Linked DNA regions of Homo sapiens: region 1 is linked to region 2. Evidence: chromatin contacts called from ENCODE Hi-C data. All regions are on one chromosome and are shown on one strand. Each heading gives the region's core, a stretch centred on a gene start or an enhancer-like site at or near the end of the contact. The rest is flanking DNA. Distances are from core to core; before and after follow the strand shown. Region 1 holds the start of TFDP2 (transcription factor Dp-2). Region 2 holds the start of RASA2 (RAS p21 protein activator 2).

What was found. A loop is a pair of places that touch in the nucleus more often than their neighbours do. Pooled maps may share reads with other maps.
Region 1: a loop to region 2 is called in a pooled map, with 16 times the contacts of the local background. The contact joins the promoter of TFDP2 here to the promoter of RASA2 in region 2. A Hi-C loop is called at or near these places in 10 of 50 pooled maps.

The regions. Positions count from the first base shown.
Region 1 is chr3:142,148,155-142,150,854 of GRCh38, forward strand. It overlaps TFDP2 (transcription factor Dp-2), which reads right to left and starts at 1,390. Exons shown (of 13, transcript NM_001178139.2): 1 at 1,029-1,390. RefSeq lists silencers at 886-935, 1,166-1,235, 1,296-1,505, 1,616-1,665 and an enhancer at 1,035-1,535.
Region 2 is chr3:141,485,577-141,488,276 of GRCh38, forward strand. RASA2 (RAS p21 protein activator 2) reads left to right here and starts at 1,451. Exons shown (of 24, transcript NM_006506.5): 1 at 1,451-1,640. The coding sequence starts at 1,508. RefSeq lists a silencer at 1,360-2,239.

The DNA of each region.
Region 1 (2,700 bases), core at 140-2,639, 660 kb after region 2:
AAGACACAAAACTCAGATCTCGGGGAGACAGGGGAAGGAGAAGGCTGAGCTAAAAGAGAGCCTTACTGAAAGAAAGCAAATAAGTGAGAGGGAGTCTGTGCCCTCTGAGATGGAATGAGGAAAAGATAAAAGTATTCATGGGCTCAAAGGCAGCTTCAGCAGTGAATATGGAAAAGGAATGAGCCCGTTCACTGTCTCAACACTAAAAGGGAAATAATATAGGGTCTTTTTCTAAACCAGCATCCATGGCAGTCAATAATAAAAGTGCCTAACTAATGCAAGGCATTTAATACGTGGAGGATTTTCTTACGATTGCATTCCATACATTAGTCCATTCACTCCCCGAAACACACCGAATAGGTGGATGCATCTAATTTACAGATGAAGAAACCGAGATCACACAATGGGAGATAGCACAGGCTGGTAAGAGAGACTGGGGCGCTCATCCACTTCGTTGTACTGTCTCTCAGCGAGATCCTAGGAAAACCCTTACACTTCTTTGTGAAGACAGACCTTGGCTTTCCAGATTTTCTCAAAGGAGTCTGGGCCCAAAAAGCGATCCTCTACTTCAGAGAAAAGTTCCTTTATGGGGCATATGAGGTTCTTCCAAGCACACAAAGCTTAGAAACTCTTTAAAAACAAACAAAACACCTGGTGGACACAGAGGCCTGTGAGTCATGAAAGGAGAAGGGAAAAATCGGAAAACCAGATTTAGAAGCCATCCTTCTTTGAAGAGAACGAGAAAGTAGAAAGCAGCCCTTCCCCTCTTCCACGAGGCGTGACTCAGGGACGTTACCTCCCCCGATTTGCTCTATGCACTAAGAGGGTGACCCTCCTCTGCTTTCGACTCTGGCCCAGACACTCACGGGTTACCCGGCCAGGCCTGGAGAACCCAGGTCTAAACAGATGGGACTCGTGGGGGAACAAGGGGGCCCCTGTGCGCAGGGAGGGAAACCTACCCAGGAACGCGCCCGGCCGGGTCCAAAGGCCCTCCGCGCGCGGGCCCGCGCCCTCGCCCCAGACCTTACCGCCTTCGGCTGCAGAAGAACTGGCGGCCAAGCGAGGCTGTCGGGCCGAGCCAGGAGCGCGTCTTCGGGCGCCGCCGCTTCTGTGGCGCCCGCGCTTAGGCGGCGGCCGGGTCCCGGTGGACTCACACCCGGGGAGACGCGGCCTGCCCGGTCAAGGCCCAGGAGTTTGAGGCCCCAGAACGCCAACCGTGCGCGCGCCCTCGAGCCTGCCCAAAGATGAAGGGTCAGGGCGCGCCCCGCGGGCCGGGCAGCTGCGGCAGCGCCGCAGCCGAGATCGCTACCGATTTCGTCCGCCCTCTCCCTGCCCAGCTACAGCCCCGCTTCCCCCGCGCGAGCTTTGGCGGCGGAGCAGCACAGTGCGCGCCGATTGGCCCTCAGAATGTGCGACGCCTGGCGCCGCTCCCCACGGATTGGCCGGGCCGGCAGTGCGTGCACGGAGTAAACAAACCCCGCCCCCAGGCTTCCCTTTGAGAGTAGGGGGCCAACAGATGGAGGGGCGGGACTCGTGCACTCAGCCACCGCCCCTTGGTTCCCCCTGTGGCCTCCCTGGGAGCCCTCCGCAGGACCCGACCACCCCGCTTCCCCGCCGCCTCCAGGGACAGCTGCGGGCCTGAGGCCTAGAATTTTAGACACACTTCCTTCATCACTCCTATCTCATCCCCCCTACTCCCACCCTGCGACTTGGGTGGGAATCTCTTTTCCAACTGACCCCGAAGCCAGAAAACCCCAGCTCTCTTGGAAGGAGGGGGACTGGGGCAGTTCCATTCGGTCCCCAGGCCTTTGCGGGGTCGCCCTGGGGGAGCATCAATAAGGGACAGGGGGGCGAGTGATCGTGATTGAGGCTATGCGTGGGGCCAACTGTGGGACACCTTGAAATTATTCAGACAATGAGTTAGAGACCACTGGGAATGTGGAGGTTCTTCAATATCAAGGCAAGTTAATACCCAAACCAGGACAGGTCATTCTGTCCCGCGGAAACTGCACACACCCCAAATACCCGTACACTTGGTTCCATATGAAAAGATTTTGTTCATTCGTTCGTGCCGAAGTTAAAAACCCCGTGTGAACAGCGCATTAAAACGATTAGATCTTTCTCATTTTACTCCAGTCAAATCTTATAGATCTTCTATATGCCACTTTGTTTGTTTTTGAGACGGGGTCTTGCTCTCACCGAGGCTGGAGTGCGGTGGCAGGATCACGGCTCATTGGAGCCCTGACTTCCCAGTCTCAGGTGATCCTACCACCACAGCCTCCCGAGTAGCTGGGACTACAGGCCCGCGCCACCACACCCGGCTGTTTCGCCATGTTTCCCAGGCTGGTTTGGAACTCCTGGACTCAAGAGATCCTCCCGCCTGGGCCTCCCAAAGTGGTGGGATTACAGGCGTGAGCCACCACGCCCGGCCCCAAACACTATTCTTGATATGGGGAGACATCAGTGGACAAAATAGAGACAAAAACTCCTGCCTTCATGGAGCTTACATTCTAGCAGGATGGGAAAGATAATATGCAAAAGAATACGTAAAACAAAAACTATATTACATGCTGGTATGTGTGCTATGGGAAAAAAATATAAGCAGAGGTGTTGGAGGAATGGCTTCAGTCCTAAATAGAGTGATCTGGGAAGGTAGCACGGAGAAGGTGGTATTTAAGCAAATGCCTAAAGGAGATGAGA
Region 2 (2,700 bases), core at 201-2,700:
AGGAAGAGATTTCAGCAGAGTCAGAAGGATGTGGCAACTGAAAACAGCATTGGGACAAGGGATAAGAAAAAGTCAAAGTTTCTGGCCTGAGTAACAGTATAAGATGTGAACTCAGATTTGGAAAGGGAGACAGGAAATTAAGTTTTGGACTTATGTTTGAAATGACAGCAAAACATTCATATAAGAGGAAGTGGTTCACTTTATCCAACAAGTGTAAAGATCACATGGGGAAATAGAAGTCACCTGCAACACAGGCAGAACTGGAAGCTTCGCTGGCCAGGTCCATGTTAAACTCTGACCATTCTCTGGGGCTGTCCAGCCTTTGCACAGGCGGCGCGTTTGTCTTCAGTTTTCAGGTTTCCCCGTCCTATTTCTTATCTCCCAGTGCCTCTGGCCTTTTCTGTGTCTCCCTCCAGAATGAGCTGGAGCTCTCTTCATCTTGACCTTTGTGTAGTCTCTGAGGTCTGAGGCCATCACTATGTCTGACCCTCAAAAAATATTTGTTGACTGACTGGCTTATTCCTGTTGTTGCCCTGGAAAAGAATTACCCTGCCCGATTAAGTCACAGTTTCTTCCTTCTTAGGGCAGCGTAGTTAACAACCTCAACACCAGGAAATTGTCTTCCTCATCACATACCAGGGTATTATTCATGCAGTTTACTCACTGTAAAGAGTTCCCTTGAAATAAAGCTAACAATTAGTCAAAGATTTACACATTTCCTAGGGTCAGTCAACTTTTTAACAAAGCCAACTTTTAGTAGTGGTGGCGGTGGCGGGGGGGAGCCCTTCTTTGCTTTTTCTGTTCCTGAAATACAAAAGTGATGGTAAATGCTTCAGAATTTCTCTATGAGAGGGTCTCAGGCACTGCACTCACGCTGGAGTTGGGGGTGGCTGGTCCTTTTCTTGAACCAGGTTTTGCAGAGAATTGGTCCTAGTAAAGAGTATTTGTGTGGGAGGAGTTTGGCTTGCTGGCGGGGAGTATTTGGATAATACTGGAAGAGCCTCAAATGCATCTCTTGCCTCCTTTTGAATAAGATACTTTTGAGGTCCACCCACCTGCCAAATTCCATTCTATTTTCTTCCCACAGGGAGTTTCCCTGATTGGGAAGGGCCTGTATTTCCCGCGAGCGTTAGGAGATGTGCAGGTCTATTCATTGGGGGAGCCCAATTCCCGGGAGGATTTAGGGATCACGGGAGGGCCGGGGCGTTCTCCTGGTGGGGATTTTAAGGCCGCTCAGAGCCACGACTGGGAGCTACCCTTAGCCAGCGCCCCAAGCCGGGAGTACGGTTCTCTGCAGGGTAGCCCGGCTCGGGGGTGGCGAAGGCGGTGAATGGAGACCCGGGGGGGGCGGGGGCGGGGCCGCGGCGGGCGGGGCGGGGCGGGGCGAGTCGGGCCGAGGCCCGGGGGCGGGGCCAGGCGCGCGGCTGGCCTGGGCCTAGGCCGCTGCTGGGCTCCGCCTCGCCCGGCTACGCAGGCGGCAGGGCTGCGGCACGGGCCGGGCGGCACCATGGCGGCGGCGGCGCCTGCTGCTGCGGCGGCTTCTTCCGAGGCGCCAGCGGCGAGTGCGACTGCAGAGCCCGAGGCCGGGGACCAGGACAGTCGCGAGGTTCGAGTGTTGCAGAGCCTGCGGGGCAAGATCTGTAAGCGGGGGCTGGGCTGAGGGGACGCCCTGGCGGCGCTGGGCGCGAGGCTGAGGGGGCGGCGGGTTCGCGGCGGTGGCGGCGCCGAGCTGCGCTGGGATCGCGGGCCCGGGAGGGGGCCTGGGCCGGGCGCGGTTGAGGCTGGAAGGGGGTGTGTTGGGGGGCGGCGTCGCCTCGACGGGGCGGCGTGGGCCGGGGCTGCTGCTCTCCGGAGGGAGTGGGAGCTGGAGATGGGCCTGGGGTGGGAGAGCCCGGGCTGCGCCGGCGTGAGGGGCTCGGTCGTGGGGAGCGGCCTGGACGCGGGGACGCTGGAGTCCGGGGCGCGGCCGGGGGCGCGGTCCGGGGGCGTGAGGAGCTTCCGGCCGCCCTCAGACTCAGGCCTTCGCGCGGCTGCGGGCGCTGGGGAGTGGCCCCGCGGTGGGAGCCGAGCAGTAATTATACGGAGGCGCGGCCCGAGGAGGTGGCGGGCTGGGAAGTGGGGCTGGCCCGAGGGGAGGGGGCTGTTCGTTTCCTGGGCTCGGCGAGCCTGGGAGAGGTTGAAAAAGGCGCCCTGAGCTGCAGGAAACGGGCCGCCCTGGGGCCCGAGTGGCTACCGCGCGGTCTGTTCGCGGGTGAGCGCCCCGGGAGGAGCTCGGCGGGACACCTGTACTTGCCCCACCTCGCTGCGGCCGGGACTTGAATCGAGGGACGGCGTGACAGGCGGGACTAAAGGCAGGATGTAGTGGCTTCCTGTGAGCAGGTCTCAAAACACAATCACCCAGCCCGCACTCAGCCCGCTTAATTCCCTTCCTTCTCATGCGTGTAATTGCTACTTTAGTGAGCGAGCCTACCAGTTGACTAAATACGAAATTTTGCTCAGAGTTGTCCGAGCATTACTGTGGACAGATTATTTGAGTTCTGTCATTTGAACATTTTAGTTTTAAAAACGACCCTTTGGTGTCAGGTTGCCATTTTTTTTTTCACAGTGGTTTATTTAGATGAAGTGCTTTTTGTTTTCTGTTTGTAAGAGAGATCAATAACATTTATTTTTGCATTTGTCGAAAATTAGCATTATTTTCTT